2 separate regions of the Mus musculus genome follow, and region 1 is linked to region 2. A link is a contact called in ENCODE POLR2A ChIA-PET data. All regions are on one chromosome and are shown on one strand. Each heading gives the region's core, a stretch centred on a gene start or an enhancer-like site at or near the end of the contact. The rest is flanking DNA. Distances are from core to core; before and after follow the strand shown.

What was found. ChIA-PET counts read pairs that join two places held with the same protein, here RNA polymerase II (POLR2A).
Region 1: POLR2A ChIA-PET joins it to region 2 with 11 read pairs in Patski. The contact joins the promoter of Tmem63a here to the promoter of Sde2 in region 2. POLR2A ChIA-PET finds 5 or more read pairs at or near these places in 4 of 5 experiments (Patski and embryonic stem cell).

The regions. Positions count from the first base shown.
Region 1 is chr1:180,940,168-180,946,849 of GRCm38, reverse strand. Tmem63a (transmembrane protein 63a) reads right to left here and starts at 4,332. Exons shown (of 23, transcript NM_144794.2): 1 at 4,291-4,332; 2 at 85-284. The coding sequence starts at 270.
Region 2 is chr1:180,845,605-180,852,536 of GRCm38, reverse strand. It overlaps Sde2 (SDE2 telomere maintenance homolog (S. pombe)), which reads right to left and starts at 1,386. Exons shown (of 7, transcript NM_145943.1): 1 at 1,245-1,386. The coding sequence starts at 1,364.

The sequences.
Region 1 (6,682 bases), core at 3,083-5,582, 91 kb before region 2:
AGGTGTAAGTACCTACCTCATGTGAGTTTCCTAGAAGGTCCTAGAAAACAAAGGATTAAACACATCACTGAGAGGGGATCTTACCAGAAAGCAACTGACATCTAAGAGCAGGACAGTGGGGATGCCTCCAAAGGTGACCCCTTGGAGCACAGTGCTGTTTTTGGCTGAGTTGTAGCAATAGGAGTCATTGGGACGTTCGCCAAGACCCAGGCGCTCACGGACAAACACAGCCTTGGACGGCCAGGGATCCAGGAACGGGGAGCTGGTCATTGTGCCTTCTCTCCCTAGGGAACAAGAAGTATATGATCAGAGTGTGGACTTGAAGTTTCCCCCAGCCAGTGCTGCCACAGGTTAGTGCTCCCCATCTACCCACCCCCATGCAGGTGGAGCACAGAATCTGGACAGCACACCTCTGTGCCTGGTCGAGTTCACAAAGACTAGCTCCATTTACAGGAACAGCCCAGATGGTCAGACTAGACGACCGCTTCAGGGATGCAAAGAGCAGATGCCCCAAAAAGGAGGAAATAAGATATAAAGGGGTCAGGGTGGTCAGGGGTAGCCACTGCTGAAGTTCCTCTAGCTTCAAGTGCTGCTGGGAAAATAACTCCCCCAAGAGTCCTCAGAGAAACAGACAGGAGCGAGAAGAAAGGGCCACAAAGGCTGGGAAGAGGAGGAAGCCTCAGCTGTCATCTGAGGAAAATCCAGGGTCACAGTTGGCCCATCAGAGAAAAGGACAGAAGCCCACTCCAACTATCCTCAGAAAGTCAGAGCCAGGAACTCCAAGGCTGGTTGATTTGTTCTTGAAATCCAAGTTCCAAGAAACTTAAAGCCACCCCCAGAACAGTTGGGTACCGCAGGATTGAACCTCCAACTCTGACTCCCAGAGCCTTGGTCTTCACTCTGTAGCTGCCATCACTTAGGGCTTTCCAGAGAGAGGCAAAAGTGGGAGGGACAGCCAGAGCGGAGAGGCCTAAGCCCTCTCCTGGGCGAGGCTCTGGCAAAGCTGTGCTCAGCTCCACCCTCTTCCATTCCCGCCTCCCCTCTAACAGAAGGTTCAGTGTTTCAAACAGGCACAGCTGCAGGCTGCGCGCTGACTCCTGAAGGCTCCCAGAACCCCTGGCAAATTTAATGGAAATCTACAGTCTGTCCCCTGGCACGGAAGCCTGAAAACTTGGTGCCCAGGTTCTGGCCTGCTTCACATTATTTATGAGTGGGAAGTCTAAGGAAGCCCCTCCCACCTCAGGCTCCCACCTCCCCAAGTCTATTTAAATTGTAATTCTCAGAGGACTTCCTTCCTTCTGCTAGAGAGGCAGAAGTTTTAGGGACGAGAAAAGGGGGTGTAGAGAACCGGAAGTAGATGTCTGAACTACAAAAAGTGCTAGTGAGGTGTGCTGGGTTGGGGTAGGGTCCCAATTCTGACTCCTGACACTGCTGTGCGCATGCACATGCTCGTGCGCGCGCACACACACACACACACACACACACACACACACACCCCTACGCAGACTCGCAGATGCAACACACACAAGCCCTAGCCCAGATTCACACATGCACCGCACCTGAGGGAAAGTGAGGGAAGGATGGGGGAGGGGACTTGGCTTAAGAGAATGGATCATTTTTTCCCCTTCTATAAGGAACTTGCAGTGGCTGTAGGTAGACGTGTCTGGTGCCATCCGGTTAGTGACTGTGAACAATCACGAATGGCACTTCCACCTGGAGTGATGTCCCTGCTTCTCTCCTTTAAACCAAACCCAGAGGAGCAAAGGGTCCCGGAAGACCTGCCACCCCAGCACTCAAGGATAGGAGGATCAGGATTTTAAGGCCAGCCTTGGCTACACAGAAAGCTTGAGATTAACAGACATGGCTCCAGGCTCAGTGCTGACACCTCCTGAGGTTTCAGGCACCCTGGGCACTAATGGAAATCACATAAGGCTGTTTCAAAGGGGGAAAAAAATCACCAGGACGCCAGTACTTCGAAACATCCCTGCCTGGTGATGCAAGGCTGTACTGTTGCCACACGTAGGGAGGAAGGACTGTGGGCATCTGCTGGAGATGTCTTCAGTTGGATCAGCCCTCCCACTCCCCACCCCTGACAGCTCCAAGTCTTAGTGAGTCAGGCCTCTGGCCTGCTTCTCATTTCCTGCTAGGCTGTCCACTTTGTCCTGTCCCTGCAGCACCAACATTTACACACTGTCCTGATGCCACCAGTGTCACATAAGTGACAGGGGAGCCACCTTCCAGTTTAGGGTTTCAGAACAGAAACCCGCTACACTCTGATGTTACTCTGAGACCTGCCCATGCCTCTTATCCCATGCGCCCATTTTCTGGTCTTGCCCACTGAGTTTCTTGCTACCTGGCTTTGCATCTAAACTCCTAGAACAAGCTCTCCGCCACCTCCCCGGGTTCGTCTGCGCCACCCTGTTCCTTTCTCTTCACCCAGCAGGATGGCTCGTCTCTTGTCCAATGGAACCCAGGTCCTGCCAAGGTCAGGAGGGCCTCTCTCCCTCAGAAGCACAGTGGCTCTGGGCTTGAGGTGGCATACCAAGCCAAGGTTTCCTATGAACATCCAGAGGGCTGCTGCAGCACCCAAAGATCCCCTAAAGCTAGAACTGGGGGAAATGGGCCACCCTAGAGCAAAGAAAGAAGGCTTGGAAAAGAAAAGGAAAAATATCCTCATAAATGCTCACAGAGGGAGTGCTGTCCCAAGGAAGGGGGGTACGGGTAGTGCTGGGTGGGTAGGAAAGGTGACTCACCAATGTTGCTCTTTCAGAGGCCTGGAGGAACAGAGAAGCCTTGACCCCAGGAGGGTAACTGTGGCTGCCTTCCCCTAGTGGCCAAGCCACACTCCTAAGTCATTTTTCTCTTGCCAAACAGGTTTCCCAAGAGAATCTACAAAGTTTGGTAAGAACTAAGGAAGGGAGAGTGTTGTGGTACCCACCCATTTACCCCAACATTCAGGAGGCAGAGGCAGGTGGATCTCTGTGAGTTCTAGGCCATCCGTGGCTACATAGTAAGACCCTGCCTCAAAAGCAAAACAGAAGGCCTAAGGGCCTCCTCAACCAGGTAGCCTATTCTGCCTCATGCAGACATAAGGGCTGCTTCTCTGCCTCAATATCCCCTGTGGGCTAGAATCAGGGAAATCAAATACCGCAGAGCAAACAAGAAAGGCTTGACAAGTGAGAGGGATCAGAAGCCACAGTCCGAGACCCTCTCCTCCAGTCGGAGCAACCTGTGCCCACCCAGCAGCAGCAGAGTCAGAGGCTGCTACAGAAACATTCTCTAGGCTTTCAATGAGCCAGTCCGTTCTTGCCTTCCCAAAGGAACACGCTCTGAGAGGGCAGATGGGAGCACACCCACCAAGGGGCAGCCAAGCCAGAGAGAGAAGGCTCTGGGTGTGTGTAGGGAAGAAATCAAACAAGTCCCTAAGGGATGGAAATGCTGCTCAAAGCCAAGTGCACGCCTAGAATGTGCAAGGCAAAAGGCTGTATTCCAACCGCATCACTACGAGGAGCGAGGGGGCCTTAAAAACAGCAATTAGACACTGTGGTCTCAGGATCCCTGCCTAGGTACACACTTAGCAATAGCCACCATCCCACATCCAGTGAATATTCGTACACGCAAACGCTCAGCACTCCACCATATCATTGGCACCCCAAACTCTCAACAGGGCAGGCTCTGGGACCCAGCCAAAGCTTCAGGAGAGAAAATATGTTCCCAGGCCTTTTGCAAAAGTCCCTACAAGCTGTTGGCTCCTGTTTGGGACAGAAAGACAGCAACTCCACCTCACCCGAGGTGTCAGGTAGCCAGGCTTATCAGGTCTGGGTAAGTTGTTGTCGGATGTGGTTTCTTTGCCGTCTCAGCTCTTCCCTCCCCCTCCCGCCCTTTCCCAAGTCCCCAGTTTTCCTCCACCCGGTGCTACCCGGGCAGGAGGGAGTGGTCACCCGGACAGTACGAAGCCCGCCCAAGCCGGGTCTAGCCTCGTAAGGAATTAAAGAAAAGAGGGCTCCGACGCTGCCCTTCGGGTTAGGCGGGGAGATCCGACTCCACAAACAAACTCCAAAGCCCGCCGAGGAGGTGGAGGGAAGGATCCGCCACGCAGCCAAGAGCTGTCAGGAAGTCCCAGCGGCGCGGGGCTTGATTGGCACTCTCCAGCCACCTACCCCGCTACTGTCACCAGACAGTCCCCGGGGAAAGCGACCCGAGGCGCCCCGCCCCGCGAGGACCCGGGCCGGCGCGTCCTGGGAGGGGCTGGCCGCAACCTCCCCATCTCTGCTCCCCTTCCCACTTTACCTGCGGCGGCGGCGCGGCGCGCGCGCCCGGGGGAGTGGTCAGTCCGTACCTGGCGAGGCGGGGTGGCGTCCGCACCACTTAAAAGTTACAAAGTGAAACTCCGGCTCCTCTTGCACATGCGCAGAACTGTGTCCACGCGTTACCTAATTTGGACTCTTCGCTCGCGCCGGCCCCAGCAGGACCTCGAGCTCTGTGCGCCGGGCAGTGAACCCCAATGTGGTTCTCTAACGCTGGTCCACGCGTGGCCGTCCTCACGGAGGTCTAGGGGCGGGACCAGACCAGCTAACGCCCACAAGGCTGGGAGAGGACGTCTCCGAACTGCCTTTCCTTTGTGCCCTAGCACATCCCCACTGAGAGGGCACTGGGCCGTGCCTAGGATAGTTGCGGCGTTGGAGAGCATCTGCAAATGTTCGTGATTGAATGTCCCCAGGAAATTCTAAGCTGGCCCAGTTGGATTTCAGGGCGGGGGAACACCAGGGCGCAGTGGACCTACCCTGTTCCCAGTCCCGCCGCATAAGAGAGCCGGGACCTTGAAAGTTACAAAGCTCTGTCCTGCCCCAAATAAAGAACAACATTTCCAGCGTTCCCTAGGACCACGCGTTACTGCTCTGCCCCGGGTCACCAGCGTTGCCAACTGGGACCAAACACGCTGAGCGTCTGGTGTGTTCTGGCTGCGACTTGGAGGTTTCCAGATAACAGCGGCCTCTGGACCTGCTCTGCGCCCTCTCCCAGGACAGGACCGACGCTGGATCTTTAGGGAAATGGAGTAAGGATCCTGGAGGGGCCACTGCCTCAAACCACCCACTTGCAGGTCTCGGTTTACACAAGGAAAGGAGTGGGACCAAAGCTTGCTGCTGAGTTCTTGCCACACTGACACCGCCATGCCCGGCAAATCCTCATTCCCTAAGGCACAGTTTTGCTGCTTCTCTGACCTCACTTCCATGTTTTAGCTTTCATCTTCTACTGTAAAGATAAAAATACTCTCGCAGCCTCCCTGGTCCTGATTCTAGCCCAGCCTGCAACTATCTGAAACAGGGTGTCTCTTTCCTCTTTGGTTCTCTGTCCCTTCCCACTCCCATCCTCCAACCCCTTAAGACCTAGCTAACAGTTAATTTCCCAGAGCCATCCTCTGTCCTTGTCTTTTCTTTGTTAGGGACCCCACAACTGGCTTCTCTAGGTCCCTGGTTGTAGGCCCCCAGTCATTTATGCACTTGGCTCCTCAGATTGGCTCTGCCTGATCTTCTCCAGGCTCCCATCCCACACATCCTCATTTCTGCCTTTGTTGATCACGCTGACACCTGCCTGGCCTGTGGCCTGGGATCTAGCCCCAGTCATTAGGATAATGGCCCAGCTACCAAAGAAAAGGTTAGGGCCCTTGGTAAGGGAAGGAAAGGCTTCCCATGTCTGGTCTTCTGCAGGTTACAGTTGTCTCAAGGTCCAGAGAAGGCTGGGATGGATCAGAGTGTTTGAGTTGACAAGACCTGGGCTAGAGATGTAGCTCAAGTTGGCAGAGTGTTTGGGTAGTGTGCACGATACCTAGTGACACACAAGCCAGTCATGGTGATACAGGTCTGTACTCACCGCACTCCGGATGTGGATGGATGTGGACACAGGATGAGAAGTTCAAGGTTCAAGCTCAGGATAAAGGCGCTTACCACGAAAGCCTAACCAGCTGCGTCTCTGAGTCTCACCCACAGAACCCACTGTTGAAAGAGAGAACCAGCTCCTTAAAGTTTCCATTTGACTTCCAAAGCACTTGCTGGCTGGCACTCACACACACACACACACACACACTCACAGAAACACACACTCACATACACTCACACTCACATACTCACACACACTCACACAAACACACTCACTCACACACACTCACAGAAACACACACTCACACAAACACACTCACATACTCACACACTCACATACGCATACACACACATTCACACACACACACTCACATACACACACACTCACATACACACACACTCACACAAACACACTCACATACTCACTCACATTCACACACACACTCACAGAAACACACACTCACACAAACACACTCACATACTCACACACACTCACATACACTCACACAAACACACTCACATACTCACACACACACTCACATGCACACACACACAAACACACTCACACTCACATACACTCACACAAACACACTCACATACTCACACACACTCACATACACTCACACAAACACACTCACATACTCACATACACACTCACATGCACACACACACAAACACACTCACATTCACACACACACACACAATTTGATTTTTAAAAATATTTAACATCAGCTGAGCAGTGGTGTGCATGCCTTTAATCCCAGCACTAGGGAGGCAAAGGCAGGTAAATTTCTGTGCCTTTGAGG
Region 2 (6,932 bases), core at 137-2,636:
GCTTCTGCTTACCTGTTCTCCAAACTCAATTCTATTGGGGGTTTTTTCTGGATGTCTGGACTCCCATAGTCCATGTACAGTGCCTCTGTTAAATCTAAGGACGAGGTGATAGGAGGCTGTTTTGCTTTCAAGCAGGGTTTCACATAGTCCAGGCTGCCCCAAAACCACTATAGAGACGTGGCTAAGAACCCCCAAACCTCTCAAGTGCTGAGATTAGAGGCATACACCACCAGGCCCAGCCTTATTTCTGTGTCCTTTCAAAAAAGTGTATTTCCAACACTCCTCATTGTTAAGATTCTATTGTTTATGGATCAATTTTAAGTTTAAAAATAAAACTTGAAAATTATTCTTCAAATACATTGAAAAGTCACCTGTTTTGGAAAGTATCTGAATTCGAATGGCTAAAAAAAGGTTCTGTTTTTCTTACTAGACCGCAGAATAGAGAAGAAAACAAAGGCTAGATGTGGTGGGACACACCAATAATCCCAGCCCTCCAGTATGTTCAGAACATCCTGGGCTACAAGGAAAGACTTTCTTGTCCTTGTTTTTTAAAGGACAAAGAAATTAGAAAATCACATATTCTTCTTGGAACTCATCCAAGTCTCTTTAGGAACAGATTTGGTATTTTAACATTTGTTATGTTTCTACATAACAAGCAGAGAAAACAGACTACAACGAAGGCGCAGTCATACAGAAAAACTGTTCTATACCAAACGCCCAGATTAAAATTAGACTCAGGGAACCCAGTAAACTCTTTAGATGATTGAAGAGGTTTGAGATTTCCTAGTCAGTATAAGCCTGCTTCTTTGGGAATTAAAGCTTAAAACTTTAGAAGCACTTAACCAGGGTTTTATATCCACATGGCAGAGTCTAAAGAGGCCCAAGAATATCTGTGAGTGATTGGCTCTGTCAGGATGACTCCATATCCTTCTCTAACCGTTCTTTGGCCTGGATGGGTGTCCTGAGGGTCGGTAAGAAAGCATATTCCTATCTATAATGTGAATGTAAGAAGAGAACCTTAAAGGTATCATTTGGGGGGATAAAAGAAACAGAACGAGAGTTTGTAGTCGAGGTTGGACAAAGCGCAGTAAATGGACGGAGATTCTCTTACGACGTGGGGACAAAACAACGACTGCCATAGACTAGCAGAGGAATGTCCCCATATTAGTCAGAAACACCCAACGACGAACCCAGCCTGGCTTGGTGATCTCTTTCCCCCATTTCCCGGGAACCGCCATCCTCACCTGTTCCTGGCAGTGTCGGTAGATCACATCGCGCACGGAGCACCCAACCGAGGCACACGGCAGCGCCTTCCACACGGTACCGGGGCCGCGAACCCACGCCACCACCGCAGCCTCCGCCATTTCGTCTGGTGACGGAACCTCTGGACTGCGACAGGCACTAGGCGACACAGCCATCCGGTCGCATCTCGATGACGGAAGGCCTCGTCTTCCAGCGCCCCGCCTCCCGGGTTTCCACCACTCACCCCCGCCTTTCCGGAAGGCGGTCACGTGGCCCGGCGTCACGCGAGCTGGCGTGGGGGAGGGGGACAGGAAAGGCCTGCCTGAGGCCGATAAGACCGCGGAGCGCTGGAGCTAGGCGTTGCTAGGGGCGGTTGCTAGGGCGGGGCTCAAGGGACTGGCTATAAAGGGCGAGCTCTGGGCGCGGTTGCTGCGCTTGGGCTACAGCGCTTTGGCTGGGGGTGATAAGCTGCCCGTGGCTCCGCCCAGCGCCGCAGGCCAGCGCGCCACTCCGGTTTGTGCAGCTATTTTTGGGATTGGGAGGGCTGTGTCCCAGGCAGCCACTGCTTCCCGGTGCTGCGGGGAGAAAAACGGCTTCCTCTACCCGCGAGGCCTCCCAGTCCTAGAGAACGGCCCCCAGTGGTCCCCAAACCGCAGCCCCGGCCTGCGTAGTTCCCTAGAGGTTTATGTTCATTTCCTGAACCCCCCTTCACGTTCCTTCCATCACGTTCGGCTCGTTCCTATTTTTGCATGTTTGCGCTCTGCGCTGTCCCCGCTTCAGCTGTGTTTTCAAAATATTTCACAGCAAATGGGCCCTTGTGAACGGCAGGGGCGGGAGTGACGTTTATAGCCATACTGCTTCCAAAAACCCCCGCTGTAACGTTCTTTCTGTGCCCTGGGAACACTCGCGCAGATTTTACAGAGAACAACTTTAAGGTTCGGGTGCTGAGGGAGGCCCTTAATATTTAATATGCTGAGATGATGTTGTCTCTGAAATACTAAACAATTTAAAAGCTGCTAGCATGAAGCTGGGAGGATTATCGGGAGGATAACTCAGTCTCCTGAACACAGATGCCCTGGCCCGCAGAGCCATATTCTCGGCTGTTAAGATGCAGGCCGATGGAACTAATCGCTGAGGAGAAAGCACAAAATCTTGAAATCCTTTAACTGTGAAAATGAACAAAAATAGGACTTGCAGTTCTGTGGAGTTATAGATCTGTTGGTGCACACAGGCGGGAAAGCGGGCCTCCATGAAGATTCCAGGAGATGAAGAATAATTACACAAAGCATGTTGTGCATAGAAGCAGTATTTTATGAGTGTTGTAGTAGTAACCCAGAGGCCTACAGGCGTCTCATCCGATACGTAAGCAGGACAAACTGGGAAGCATGTGACCTTCCAGACAAACTGGGAAGCATGTGACCTTCCATCTTTTCCCATTCTGTCCGTTAGCATGTGGTCCTAACTGCTAATTTATTTTTTTCACCTTTTGGGAATCAAATGACCATTTCAAGAGCCTGGCAGCTTCTTCTTCTGCAAGGAACCAGATCATGGTCAGTTTAGGGTTATGTAACATTTCTTTGTCAGAATAATGCTTTGTAAGCTGGAAAGTCCCAGAAGGATTCCCTTCTAACAAGAAAAGTCCACGTCATTTATTACAACTATCTACTACTGCTCTCCAAAAACCTAATGTCTGAATGAATTCACTCTTTACCCCTCGGTTATATTTAAATCTCTGTTATGAAGAAGACCCAAGCAACCAGCAAGCATTTGTCATTTAAAATACAAAATAACCATTATTAGCTTTTCAAGGACACAGACCTCTTGAGCAATCTATAATCTGTTAAACCTTCACAATGAGCTCCTTACACCGTGAAATACACAAAATAGATGTTACATAAATATTAGTTGGCTGTTTGATGGATTACAGTCTAACTTAATTATTCCTGGTGTGCATCTAAAGAAACATATTTTCCACTAACTTAGGACATTCTACTCGGAGGATACAGAAACCAATTTGAATTGGTACCTATAAATTCATTTAAATAGTGAGAGAGAGAATGAGACTTCAGAGTTGAAAGGCATGGCCAAGAACATGATATATACTAACTGAGGAAAGAGCTAGAAACAACTGGTTAGCTTGGCTGCTGGAGCTATGTTGTCATACCCAGTGCCCAGTGCTGTGGGGTGAGGCTTGTGAGTGATTGTGTAAAAAGAGAGCCACCTTCCCCCATCTCATGGTTTCAGATGAAGAAATGACAGGAAGGCACTTGTATGGTTGTGACAAGTTAATGGGGGGGGGGGGGAGGTGGGGAGCAGTTCCTCAATTGCCAAATCCATGCAGCTGTGCCCTGTGCTCCTAGGACCACACTTGGCGCTCGTTCAGATAAGCCACACTGGCTTTGTTCCTGCCTGTGTTCCCAAAAGAATGACTCCAGCTGTACATCTGCTTTTTAAGGACCGGTTCAGCTGCCAGGAGAGAGACACGATGGGATCCTGAGGCAATGTGGAGTGATTGTTCACTGCCAGGAAATGACAGCACGAGACAGTGTTTGTGTGGCAACCCATGACAGGGGCTTGACGGAGCCAAATGGCACGTTGTTCTGCTCGAGCCAGAAGCAGAGCAGGGTCCTGGCACTTCCCACAAACAAGAGTGAGGCTCCCAAAGCAGTGACTTCTCCAGGTTGTGTCCATGTGTGACTCGCCAGACACTCTTCTGTGTTTCCAGCCATGTTCAGGCTCAGCGGGAAGGAAATACTGTTAATACCATTTTCGTGACAAAAGGACAATGGGACAAGCTGACTCCTCCAGTGCCACAAATGCAAAACTGCCATCAATTCCCAAATTGGCAAGTGTTGTATTATAGGATGGCTTCAGCCCTAGAAACAATGAGGTCGGCTAGTGGGAATGAAAAAGAAAAAAACAAAAAACCGGCAGCTGGAGAAGAGCCTAGAAGTCCACACTAGCGGCGGATGTGTGGAAGGCGGAGCCTGGAGCAAGCCCCAAGATGTTTGGCTGTCAGGGAAAGCAAAACTCCACTCTCCTTCTCTTATTGGATGGAAAATCACAGGAACTAGCAAGGGTGAGGTGGAAACAGAGGTAGAAAAGGGCTGTGTTTAAACACTCATGGTGGGAAAGAGAGGGCAGAAAAGGAGCCCAGGAGAGGGCCGAGCCGCGATCCGAGGCTGAATAACGAACCCCGAGCCTCCCTCATTGTACTGCCAGCAAGCACCTCCTTCAGGGTGGATTCCATAGAGTTTACATTATAACAAATCTCTAGCTTACAAAAACATTCTTTATCATTGTTCTCACCAACACCATCAAGTGGCTTGTTTCCTGGAGAAATCTGAAGGCAGGCTAAGAGATAGGTAAAGATGCTTGTGACCAAGGTCCATCCCCCAGACTCACATGGTGGAGAGAGAAACCTGACCTCTGCTACAAGCTGTCCTCTGACCTCCACATGCATGCTGTGCCCGAGCACATACGCAGACACACACAAATTAATGTAAATGTTTTGTAATGAAAAGATATTTGAGGGCTGAGGAGATGGTTCAGTGGTTAAAGGGCTTACCACACAAGCATAAAGCCTGAAGTTTGGGTCCCCAGAACCTACATAAATGCCAAGTGGGTATGACAGCCCACCTGTAATTCCAGCACTCAAAAATCAAAGACAAAGCAAAGACCAGAGACTCCCCAGAGCAAGCTACATAGCTAAATGAGCATGATCAGTGAGCACCGGTTTCAAGAGAGAGACCACTGCAATAAAGAAGGAAAGATGGAGAGGGATACAGGAAGGTTCCTGAAGTCACTTTTGGATTCCCACATACCCACAAACACACACACAAACATGAGGGGAAAAAAAATCAAAGAACTTTGAGCGGAAGGGGTAGGTAATATATCTTTTTTTTCCATTTTTTATTAGGTATTTAGCTCATTTACATTTCCAATGCTATACCAAAAGTCCCCCATACCCACCCACCCCCACTCCCCTACCCACCCACTCCCCCTTTTTGGCCCTGGCGTTCCCCTGTACTGGGGCATATAAAGTTTGCGTGTCCAATGGGCCTCTCTTTCCAGTGATGGCCGACTAGACCATCTTTTGATACATATGCAGCTAGAGTCAAGAGCTCCGGGGTACTGGTTAGTTCATAATGTTGTTCCACCTATAGGGTTGCAGAGCCCTTTAGCTCCTTGGGTACTTTCTCTAGCTCCTCCATTGGGAGCCCTGTGATCCATCCATTAGCTGACTGTGAGCATCCACTTCTGTGTTTGCTAGGCCCCGGGCATAGTCTCACAAGAGACAGCTACATCTGGGTCCTTTCAGCAAAATCTTGCTAGTGTATGCAATGGTGTCAGCGTTTGGAAGCTGATTATGGGGTGGATCCCTGGATATGGCAGTCTCTACATGGTCCATCCTTTCGTCTCAGCTCCAAACTGTGTCTCTGTAACTCCTTCCATGGGTGTTTTGTTCCCACTTCTAAGGAGGGGCATAGTGTCCACACTTCAGTCTTCATTTTTCTTGAGTTTCATGTGTTTAGCAAATCTGTATTTCCATCTCTCAGAACCACCTTGAAGAGTACTTGACAGTAGTATATGAATCCCTAACCTAGGCACCCCTGATGCCCTAGATTATAGGGACTTTTTAAAAAAGGATTTTAAATCCAAGGGGTTTGGGGAAGGAGGGGAGAAATGAAAAAAAAAATCACCCTGCCTGTTTGGGGACTGGTAAAAAACACAATCCTCAGGGAAATGTCTCCACTGGTGTAACTTTGCTCCCTCCAGTATCTGCCCACAACACTATAGCTCTTATGTGCTGCTAGGCCACAGGCTGGTCCTGAGGTTGGATTCTCTTTGCGCAGTGGCAACCTTTATGCTTCACCCCTCAGAGGCCCCTGCCTGGCTTCACAGCTCAAATGGCCTCGAGCAGATGCAGACAGCCGTCTTATATCTTGGGTATCCTAGGCTTTGGGCTAATATCCACTTATCAGTGAGTACATATTGTGTGAGTTCCTTTGTGAATGTGTTACCTCACTCAGGATGATGCCCTCCAGGTCCATCCATTTGGCTAGGAATTTCATAAATTCATTCTTTTTAATAGCTGAGTAGTACTCCATTGTGTAAATGTACCACATTTTCTGTATCCATTCCTCTGTTGAGGGGCATCTGGGTTCTTTCCAGCTTCTGGCTATTATAAAAAAGGCTGCTATGAACATAGTGGAGCATGTGTCCTTCTTACCAGTTGGGGCATCTTCTGGATATATGCCCAGGAGAGGTATTGCTGGATCCTCCGGTAGTACTATGTCCAATTTTCTGAGGAACCGCCAGACTGATTTCCAGAGTGGTTGTACAAGCCTGCAATCCCACCAACAATGGAGGAGTGTTCCTCTTTCTCCACATCCACGCCAGCATCTGCTGTCACCTGAATTTTGATCTTAGCCATTCTGACTGGTGTGAGATGGAATCTGAGGGTTGTTTTGATTTGCATTTCCCTGGTAATATATCTTAGTTGGTACAGTGTTTGCCTAACATTCACAAAGCCTGGGTTTGGTCTCAAGCACCCCATAAATTTAGCATGGTAGTACAGCCCCAGCAATCCAGAGGTGAGGGTAGGAAGATCAGACTTCAAGGTGATCCTGGGCTACACAGAGAACTTGGCACAGCTTGGATACATGAGACTTGGACTCAATCCAAGT